Regions from separate parts of the Mus musculus genome. Here region 2 is linked to region 1. The links are chromatin loops, found by intact Hi-C in ENCODE. Cell type or tissue: left cerebral cortex. All regions are shown on one strand. Each heading gives the region's core, and the rest is flanking DNA. Links, peaks and the distances in the headings are about the cores only. Region 1 holds the start of Gm39270. Region 2 holds the start of Banp (BTG3 associated nuclear protein).

The links. Hi-C counts contacts between places; a loop is a spot of excess contacts. Peaks named below come from ENCODE experiments on the same cell type or tissue, not always from the same donor. Only the 100,000 strongest peaks of a DNase experiment are listed, where the experiment ranks them.
Region 2: a loop joins it to region 1, with 10 times the contacts of the local background. A loop is called at or near these places in 2 of 42 quality-filtered maps.

What each region holds. Positions count from the first base shown.
Region 1 is chr8:122,373,894-122,379,263 of GRCm38, reverse strand. Gm39270 reads left to right here and starts at 2,180. Exons shown (of 2, transcript XM_030243895.1): 1 at 2,180-2,903. The coding sequence starts at 2,193. The coding sequence ends at 2,831. Zc3h18 (zinc finger CCCH-type containing 18) reads right to left here and starts at 2,648. Exons shown (of 18, transcript NM_001029994.1): 1 at 2,464-2,648. In left cerebral cortex, for the core only: a CTCF peak has its summit at 2,786 (motif pointing left); DNase peaks (open chromatin) are centred at 2,236, 2,726, 3,753 and 4,047; H3K4me3 peaks cover 2,290 bases; H3K27ac peaks cover 1,044 bases.
Region 2 is chr8:121,948,243-121,953,612 of GRCm38, reverse strand. It overlaps Banp (BTG3 associated nuclear protein), which reads right to left and starts at 3,121. Exons shown (of 14, transcript NM_016812.4): 1 at 2,965-3,121. It overlaps Gm27011 (predicted gene, 27011), which reads left to right and starts at 2,968. Exons shown (of 1, transcript NR_169031.1): 1 at 2,968-3,935. In left cerebral cortex, for the core only: CTCF peaks have their summits at 2,400 and 3,033; DNase peaks (open chromatin) are centred at 2,410, 3,120 and 3,446; H3K4me3 peaks cover 2,486 bases; H3K27ac peaks cover 1,736 bases.

The DNA.
Region 1 (5,370 bases), core at 120-5,119:
TTGCACTGTGCATTACTCTGTCCATCTAACTGCAGCACACAAACTCCAATAGTTTGTTTGAAGGCTGTTATAAGTTGGGATCTTGTTTCCAAAAGCCCATACTGGGAAATCAGTAGAGGGACTGATCTCCAGCCATGCTCCAAAAAGGTCCACTGTCTCTCTAGGTATCAGTATTCTCTGTTAAGACTAATTCTGCCGCTCGGTGGTGGTGGCACACGCCTTTAATCCCAGCACTCGGGAGGCAGAGGCAGCGGATTTCTGAGTTCGAGGCCAGCCTGGTCTACAAAGTGAGTTCCAGGACAGCCAGGGCTATACAGAAAAACCCTGTCTTCAAAAACAAAAACAAAAACAAAAACAAAACAAAAAAAAAAGACTAATTCTGTGTGCTACCCTCTGCTGGCTGCAGGGAACTCATGTGCTACATATAAGCTGTGAATCCGGGGATCCTCCAGCCCAGCTACAATGTTTACAATCTTCTTACCCACTAACCCAGTAGTGCAGGACTCTCACAAAGTTTAGAACTAACCTTTAGTCCTCCTATCCACAATGGTGAACCTGTTCAGGGGTGGAATGACAGTCTTTCAATATCTCTGTCCCCAGCTGCATTTGACATACTGGAAAATGCTTGACTAAACGACAAAACCCCATGAATCCAGGAACCACCTGTTGCATACTAGAAAGAGATCTAATAAAGTTGCCTGTTTGTAAAACATTGTAACAGAACTCCAGAGCAGCGTTCTGCTCTTGTGTCAGCAGCAGCTCAGGAAGGCCAAACTGACTCCAACCACTCTACTACTGACAGAACAGTTATGTCGTGGTCTCCTCACAGCTGGGTCATTTTCAGCAACTGCTACAAGCTACTTAATAGCCTGGCCTGGTGAATTTACCAATTCAGGTTAAAACAACTCTTGGGCAAACATGGGGTATGACTTGGGGAGGGGGGCAGGGTTTCTCATCGTAGCCCTGACTAGCCTCGAACCAATAGAGATATACCTGCCTCTGCCTCTGCCTCTTGCGTTCTGAGATTAAAGACTTGGTCACCACTGACTGGCCTACTACTGAGAAACGTGTTCCAAGTAGGTTTTGTTAAGGAGGCTCGATAACACACAAATACAACTTCTGGAAAACGACTTTTCCTTTGAACCAAGGTCTCACTTTGTAGCTTTGGCTGTCCTGGAACTCACTATGTAGACCAAGCTAGCTGGAACTAAGAGACCCCCTCGCTTCTGCTTCCCCCCAAGTTCTGGGATTAAGGTGTGGGCCACCATACTCAGCTGTGGGAGATGAAGTTTAGCAGAGCAGAGCCTATGTTGATGTCTAAGTTCTGTTATGCCTGGTTAAAAAAACTTATTCATAGCTCCATCCATGTATAGAGCAAGAATGTCAGGATGTTGAAAACACCACCCGCAAAGTGACTTAAGCTCTGCAAAAACTCTTCGGTAAGGAGATGGTCTCCTTGGGATGGTCTGCAGATGACAAGCTATCTCTTTGGAGATGAGCAAAGCAAACTTACCTGCTGAGTGTTCAGGAAGTAAATCCGAAGTGCTCTTAAAATGTTTGAGCATTCCCCATCTACGACTAGAGAGGAGTTTCAGCTTTGGGGACATATTGATTGGTTCCAGAACTGGCTGGCTTCAAACGTGTTCAGATCATTCGCATTCTCCTCTCAGGGGGCTGGGAAATGGGAACTAGCCTAGGGACAGAGAATCTCAACCTCTGCCTTGGGATAGGTAATGTGATGAAGAAGAAACAAATGCCTTCTTCTACTACCCTCAAATGGGTCTGAAGATTACTCTTGTTAATAAGTGCCAAGAAAAAGCTCATTTGAAACAGCTATTGTGCCCGGTAAACTCAGCTGTCAAAAGTATACGGGAAACTAAGTATCTAGTAGGGGCGAGACTATAGGTCTTAGTTTAATTTCCTTCTAGCACTACAATCGCCTGGCTACTTTACACTAAAGAAATGGCATCTCTAAGCTCACAGTCCAAGAGGCGAGGAGGTCACACTTCCTAAGCGACCCGGGACTCTTGGAGCACAGTGGGTCCGTCCAACCTGTGCTCGCTTGAAGTTGCGAGAGCAAGTTGCAGGAGGCTCCAGAGAGTTCAAAGTTCCCTGCAGAGCCCGTCGAGAGTCCAAGCGGGCCTCCTCCCGAGCCAACCTGCGCGATCCGCTCCCCTTTGTGGGCGGCGAACATGTGCCACGCCGAGTGGCCCGGAAGGGAAAATGACAGCTTCAGGAAAAGCAACTTCACCACGGCAGACCGCGGCGCGCCACGGCACCCGCCCGGACGTCCCAGGCCGCAGCGGGCTCGCGCCTGCCCGCTGTCCCGGCCCGCGCTTCGGCCCGCGGCTGCGCACAGCCGGGGGCGCGCCCGAGAGCTCGGGAGGCGGCGCCGGGCTCCGGGGCCTCGCTCCCGCCGCCGCTGGGGCGGCCTTCTCCCCGCCGCCCGCCGGCCCAGCTTACCTCAACGCGAAGACGGGAGGCGGCCACGGCTCCGCTGTGGTGGGGGCAGCGTGGACGAGACGTTCCTCAGCCTTTTCGCTCCTCACTGGCTCCGGCTTTGGGCACGACGCGGGCGGAACAAACGGGCTCCACTACCCGCGGGGGCCGGCCATTGTGCAACGTCATCAGGCCGCGACGGCCGTCTTGCGAACCGGCGGGCTTCCCTCGCTAGCCCCGCCCTCTTCCGCACTTCCTTCCGGCCTCCGCCGGCCTCGCCTCCGCGGCGCGCGCTCCCAAGGCTCTGCTACTGCGCAGGCTCACCGAGGTCGACCCCGCCCTCTAGCGGGCCTCCTGGCGGCGCGTGCGCAGTCGGTGGCTCTTCGTGGTAGTTGCTTGGGATGAGATCAGATGAGGAGCAGGCGGGATGCGTGCCGGAAAGGGAAAGCCCTTTGAGGCTCTTGGTGAGTGCGAGTGGACACTTCCAGGGTCTGAAAACTTAGCATTCGTTTCTTCAGGGCACGAACTTTCTGCCTTATTAAATATCAATATTTTGCCGGGCTGTATTTAATCCCAGCACTTGGGAGGCTGAGGCAGGCGGATTTCAGAATTCGAGGCCAGCTTGGTGTACAGAGTGAGTTCCAGGACATCCAGGGCTACACAGAAACCCTGTCTCGGAAAAAAAAAAATCAATACTTGACCAAAAGTGTTTTGGGGGCTGGAGTGTAGCTCTGAGGTTGAGACAGCACCTGCCAAGTATGTGCGAGGCCCTGGTACCCTCAAAAAAAAAAAAAAGATTTTGGAGTTGAAGGATTTAGATCCTCTTACCTGTTTCTGTGACGCTAAACATCTCTGGCATCGTTAAATTACCGTGACCCAGTGTAACCTCCCTGGGGAGGACTTAAACTGATTGGGTCATTTTTCAGTCCCCTCCTACTACCCAGATGGGGCTCAGCTGCTGGAGCCCGAAGTCCAACCCCCCCCCCCCCCCATGACCTGATAAAAGGTACGGAGATCATTAGGTACTGACCCCTTGCAAATTTTGAATCTGATCTTGGTCTTACTGGTTAGGGGCTGCCTGTCTTCCTCAAAGTGAAACCACCCGGATGCCCATAAACTGATATAAGGGGGGGGGGGAGTTCTGGTCTTACAGTCCTGCATTAATTGGGCCACAGAAAGGGATGAAGTTCAGACACATGCTACAAACACCGAGGACGCCTAGGAAGGCGCCAGTCATGACAAGTCGAATACTTTTGACTCCATAATGCGACTGAACTATGCCGCCCACCCTCCAAGTTACTTACATGTGAAGTCCTAGCACCAAGCTGGTATGGATTTCAAAGCAGAGCCTCTCCGTGAGGGTATAAAGGTGGGGTCTGGATCTCATAGATTGGTGTCCTTCAATAGATACCAAGGAGAGCTATTTGAGAGATCATGCTAGTGCTGGGATTAAAGGTGGCTGCCAATCAGGTCAGACAGAAGGTTCTCCCTCTCTCTCCCCCCTCTCTCCTATGTATGTGTGCATGTATATATGTATATCTCTTTTCATACACCACCACCACCACCATCTGAGGAGACAGTGAGAAAGCAGCCATCTGCAAGCCAGGATTAGGCCACGCTGGCCTCCCACCTCTGGAAGAAAATTAACACCAACTGCTCAAGCTACCCAGTGAAATGAGCCGAATCAAGCCAGATTAGATCTTATTCAAGCCAGGTTTACTGGGAAGCTGCTTGCCCGCGAGCTCACTGACCCCAAGGACTGAGGCCAGGGGAGTTGCCAGGTCTGCTTAGCTATGTAAAATATGCACCTTGGTCCCTTATAATGGGGTCTAAAACTAGACATTGTCCACCTGCATGCTACCATGCTCCCCTCCATGATGATGGACTGACTAATCTCTGAAACTGTGAGCCCCTAATTAAATGATTCCTTTTTATAAGGAGTGCCTTGGTTGTGGTGCTTTTTGACAGCAATAGAGCAGTAACTAAGAGACCAGACTTGAGTAGTTAGCATGGCAGTGCAAGCTGCATAATATTCAATTTATATAAAAATATAAAATAGGCGAGATGGCTCAGCGGGTAAAAGCTCTGACTGCTCTTCCAAAGGTCCTGAGTTCAAATCCCAGCAACCACATGGTGACCCACAACCACCCATAATGAGATTTGACGCCTTCTTTGGGTATGTCTGAAGACAGCTACAGTGTACTTATTTATAGTAAGCGAGCAGGGACTGAGAGAGCAGGGTTGACTGGAGTGAGCAGGGGTCCTAAGTTCAATTCCTCACAACCACATGAAGGCTCGCAACCACATACACACTCATTCTGTCAGTTCTGTGTCTCTGAGTCATACAGAGCTCTGAGATGGTCAGACAAACACTTCATAAGATGTTGGTGGCCACCGCAGAAATGCAATCAGTAGAGGCTGGGGAGATGAACTGGGGAACGAGTCGGCCTTCCAGATGGATTCTGAACTTCCCTCCTGTTCTCTATGCTCTCCATCCCTGGCTCTTGCCTGAGTTAATACCAAAGTCCCCTCTTCTCACTCTTGCTTCATTTAGAACCCAATTTCAGCAACTCCTGCAGTGGCTTCTTCAGCCACAAGATAAAAGCTACACTCCTGGTGCCCCGCCTCCTATGGCCTGGTGTCCCTGGCCCATTTCTCCCATACTCACATCCTCTTTCCTGTCCCCAGGTGTGCTGGATGGGATTTTCTTTTCTTCTCTCTCTCTCTCTCTCTCTCTCTCTCTCTCTCTCTCTCTTTCTTTCTTTCTTTCTTTCTTTCTTTCTTTCTTTCGTCAACTTGACATGAGCTAGAGTCACCTGAAAGGAAGGAACCTCAACTGAGAAAATGCTGCCCCCATAAGATCCAGCCATAGGGCATTTTGTAAATTAGTGATTGATGAGGGGAAAGCCCAGTCATTAGTGCATGGTGTTA
Region 2 (5,370 bases), core at 248-5,247, 430 kb after region 1:
CTTGGACCCTCCGTTTCCCCTGAGCCCCTCACCTCGAGCAGTACTAGTCAGAATTCTAGTCATCACCCCTCCCCACCTGCATCTGACGTGTTCTCGTGAATACACTGCATGTCTAGCAGAAAGCTGATGTTCTTAGTCTATCTCCTGGGGTATTTGATATCAGTGTCTCTATTGACCACATAGCCTCAATCCAACAAACACTACAGTATCTGCTGGGCTTTTTCCAGAAACTGCACGTTTTTCCTGCCAAAACTTATAAACACTGGATACTTTGGGATAACGAAAATAGCAGACTGGAGGAGATATGACAACTAGAGTATGGAGTCTTGAATTACATCCTGAAACAAAACAAACAAAAGATGTCAGTGGGACATTGAAACGTGTGTATGGTCTTTATAATCTAGGTAACCTTCCTGTTAGCCAAGAGAGAAAATGAAGGGGAAGAGGAAGCTCATTCAGTTTCTCTGAAATTCTTAACCACAGACTAACTCTGCAGGTGGACCTCAGAATGCTCATGAAGTGTGGGTTGCTGTGGACTCTGCTGCAAGGCCCTGGGCAAGGGTGCCAGCCCAAAACAGCGCCTCGCTATCCCTGTGCTATGGGCGCGGCAAACACTGCACTGCGCACCTCGGGATCAATGAACCATGCATAATATGCTAGCTACTTGCACTAGCCCAGCAACAAAGTGAAGAGGCTAAACTCAGAGCTCACCAGACAAGTCAAATCAAGTGCCTAATCTCAGTGTGGGACCAGTCCTCTGCATCCTAATCTCAGTGTGGGACCAGTCCTCTGCATCCCGGTACCCTACCAAAGGACCACCCAGTCAACTGGAGGCAGCCAGACACCATGTTCTGGCACACATCCGTCACAAAGAGCAAAAAATGGAAGGAGACAAATTGTCTGAATGAAGACAACAGGCTTTGAAATTCCTGTTCAAGATGAGTGGCCTTGTAAACAATCTCCACTTACCCCACTAAAATACTTACTACAGTACAATCAGCTCACAAGAAAATAGAGCACAGCCAAAGACTTAAACTTCTGACAGAGGATCTAGATAGCTTGCAGGACACAGGAGTGGGGCTCCAGGCCCCACCTGGCCCTCAGCAGTCTCCACAGCCACCCCTGACAAGCAAAACAGCTTCCAAGCAAAGGGAGACAGACCCTGGAAGATGCATAAACAGCCCAGATATAAGGTGTCTGTTATGTGGTCCTCCAAGTCTTGAGGTAACAACCTCTCCCAGACACTAGTGGGGAAAACCATTTTTAAACCCCTCTCCACAGACCCAGGGCCCCCTGCCAGTTTCCTCTTACCTTAAAGTCTAAGGTTTAAGCAATAATAATTAGCACTATTGGAGGACCTGCCATCCAAAGCAAGAAGCTAACATTTACCACCCACCCCCCAAAAGTGATAAACAAGAAGTCAGATAAGAGAACTGAAAAGAACCCCTAATAGTTTTCTCAGCCTGAAAGAGAAAACATATTCATGAAACAAACTACTGAACAAAAGGAAAAGAACAAATACATTCAGAAATTTTTTTTTGTTTGTTTCGTTTTTCAAGACAAGGTTTCTCTGTGTAGTTCTGGCTGTCCTAGAACTCACTCTGTAGAGCAGGATGGTGTCAGACTTAAGAGATCCGCCTGCCTCTGCCTCCCAAGTGCTGGGGCTAGAGGTGTGTACCTCTCTATGCCCTGCTCAGAAACTACAATTCTGATGGTGGATTCGCCGGCCCCCTCCCCGAGATAGGGGAGGTTGCCTATGTAAACACTATGTAAACGAGGTTGCCTCAAACTGGCAAAGATCCACCTGCCTCTGTCTCCTAAGTGCTTGGAATTAAAAGTCCTGCGCCACTGGGGTGAAAGATAAACTGAAGTTCTTTCCTGGAATGAAAATCAAAAAGGAATAGAAAGATAAAGAAACTCAAGTAGTGTGCCCAAATGGGGCGGGGGTGGGGGGGAGGGCGACAAACTCTCTAACGACTTTAAGAAAGGCTCTTGGGACAATCTCCCAGCGCTCGAGGACACGCCTACCGAGCATACCTGCGAAGGGCAGACCTGTTCCAATGCCAAGAAGACCTTAGGCCGGTCCAGGGAGGAAACAGTTACCAGAAAGGAAGTCCTTGGCAGAGGCTCCCTGGGGACTCAAGAAGAAAGCTGACTGAAACACTGCGTCCTGAGCTGACCAGGCGTGCAGCGAAAGAAAGACCTCGGGACCTACCTGCACCCGCCTAAAGCGTCCCCAACCCAGATTAGAAGAAAGGCAGAGAGGAGGTAGAGGGAAGCCGGAGGTTCCACACTATCTCCGAGAAGTTACAATGTCACCAGGAGCAGAGAAACAAAGGCCACCACAAGTAACAAGGAAAAAAAAGAGCCAGGCTGTGCGGGACGGGGACGTGACGCTAGGTGGGGAAGCGAGCACCAGTCTCGGCCCCGATGTCAACAGAGAGCAGAGCAGAGGCGGGCGGACGCGCCAACCAGGGCGAAGTCACCCGGTTACCGGGGCATAGCGCCAACAACGGCCGGGAGATGGGGCCACCTAGGCGGCGGGGCGGCGCGCGGGGCCCGGGCGCAGCGCGCGAGGCTCAGTCCTGAGAGACTTGGGCGGCCGAGCCAGGGCCACAGCGCCCGCGCGCCGAGCCCGTGACAGGAGCGCCGGGCGCGGGCCCGGGAGGCGCCGAGGCCCCGGAGCCGAACGCACGCGAGCACGGCCGCCGGGCCTCGGCCGCTCGCCCGCTCGCTCGCTCGCTTCCCGGGTCCCGCAGCCCCGGCGGGTGGAGGCGCGGAGGCGACGCGCGGACATCCCGCGGCCCGCCGGCCCCCGCCCAGCCCGGCGTGCGGCCCCGTGGCCGTTGGCGACGGTTGGCGGCGGGGCGGGGCGGGGGCGGCCGGAGATCTCGCTCTCGCTCTCGCTCTCGCCCCGCGGGAAGGGGGAGTGGAGGCGCGACCGGCTGCGGGAGCTGCAATTACCGTGTGGGCTGCGGAATTCTCGTGGTGTTTGTCGGGGAGCTGCGATAATGGCGTCCGTCCTCGCGAGAGAAGCAGCCGCTCTGCGCAGGCGCCGCGAGCGCCTCCCCACGGCCTGCGCCCCGCCCTCAGCGCAGGCTCCCTGGGCTCCCGGCTCAAGGGCGGGGCCGGTCGGGAAGGGGGCGGGGCCTGCTCTGGGCGCCTCTGGCGCGCGCTTTCGCCGACGGACTCCAACGAGCATGCGCAGTTGTCCTCCCCTGCTCCGAGAGTTGACTCGCTGGGCCCTTACTTCCCCATCTCACGTCCATGTTACTTGCTAAAGCAGTAAATCCTCCAGTGTTCAATCTGAGGAATGTACGTCCTCTTTGATGGGTGTGAACACACTAACGCTGCCCTGACGACTACAAATCCCAGTGTGCGCTGTGTGTGGCACGATGCGTCCTGGGACTGGTAGTCTCTGCGGCCATGATTTGCCTGCTGGGATTTGTAGTCCATCCGGATTCTGGCTGCCCCATGCCTTCCCTGCCCTGAGGGCTGCTGGGACTTGTAGTGTCAGCGGCTCAAATGGGCTGTACGCTCCCAAACCCGTCCTACCTACTCTACCTGGCATCGGTCTCAGACGTTCCGGGCTCGTTCAGTGGCATTGTCTGGAAAGTTGCCTGACTTCCTTATGGACAAGCTGGTCGTGGGGACACTGTCACTGTGATAGAGATTATATGTGACATGCTTACGTATCATGCAATAGGAGCTATGCAGCATCGATGTGCATTTGTTGCCAGAAATGCCACTAATGGTTCTCTGCACCTGGTCTGTCGTCAGTGTTCCTTTCCAGGCTGTCCCCTTCTGCATGTTCGCAGTGAGCAATCCTACAAACCGGGATTACAGGAGTTATTTTCACTTAGAAAACTAAACAAAACAAAAACCTGTTTCCTGCCCGTTCCCCTGTGCCGATAATAAAGCCATGACTCAGTGCAGCTACCAGCTGGGCAACCTTGGGACAGCCCTTCTAAACCACTGTGCTCTGTCTGGGGTTTGATCCTGTGCCACTTTACCTCAGGATTGTCTTGAAGATTTCAACCTAGAACTGTGCTGTTAAAATGAGACCTGCTGGGCAGTGGTGGCGCACACCTTTAATCCCAGCACTTGGAAGGTAAAGGCAGCCAGATTTCTGAGTTCGAGCCAGCCCAATCTACAGAGTGAGTTCCAGGACAGCCAGAGTTATACAGAGAAGCCCTGTCTCATTTGGGGAAAAAAAAAAAAAAAAAAAAAAAAGCACTGACTGCTCTTCCAGAGGTCCTGAGTTCAAACCCCAGGAACTACATGATGGCTCACAACCATCTGTAATGGGAACCCAATGCCCTCTTCTGGTGTGTCTGAAGACAGTGACAGTGTACCCACATACATGAAATAAATAAATAAATCTTTAAAATAAAAAGAAAGAAAGCTAAGCCCAGAGGAACTACGAGGAACTTGGCCAGAAACTCTTAGAGAGTTGTACTATCTCCTCCCACCGCCCCTCAATTGGGCCCAGATTTTAAAACTGTAGTTGTGAGAGTTCTGAACATGAATGCCTGACCGCACGGAAAAACAGAGTAATGGTGACGTCATCCCCAGCATGTCACCCTAACATCCCCCTTAACCTCCCTTTCACCCCTGGCGTTGCCGTCTCCTCCATCCCAGGACTTCAAATGTATTTAGTGCAACCATCAAGCAGATGAGTGGATGGTGGGGAAAGGGTGGGTTGGCACCAGTAGGCAGCAATGAAGGGCTGAATGAGAGTCCGAGTGCTAATACAGTTTAGATCTCAACCAGAGAGTACACTAATCAGAGCCAGAGTTCAGAACCGGGAGGCTGATGTGTGCGCATGCGTGCAACATGCATGTCCCTCGGCAGCTGCCCACCTTGAATTTTAAACCACAGTCTCTCAATGGGACCTGCAGCTTGCAGGGTAGGTGAGACTGACTGTCCAGTGAGCCCCAGTGATCCACTTGTCTCCGCTTCCCCAGCTCTGGGATCACAAGCCCACCCCACCACGGGTGGCACCATTGATTTGTGCCTTCTGGGGCTCAACTTTAGTTCCGCGTGCCTACAGGACATGCACTTTGCCAAGCCTGCCATTTCCCAACCCTCTTTGTTTTGATGCCCTGGATTGTTAAAGCTATGTTCATTTACTCTGTGTGCATGCTGTGGGGGTTGTTGGAGTACCGTGGCACCCCGTGGACATGACAGAGAGTCAGTTCTCACCTTCCACCACCCGGGTCCCATGGGTCAAACCCACTGAGGCAGAGCTGAGAGTTCTACATCTTCATCCGAAAGCTACTAGCTGAAGACTGACTTCCAGGCTGCCAGGATGAGGGTCTTAAAGCCCACACGCACTTTGGCAAAATCTACTCCAACAGGGCCACACCT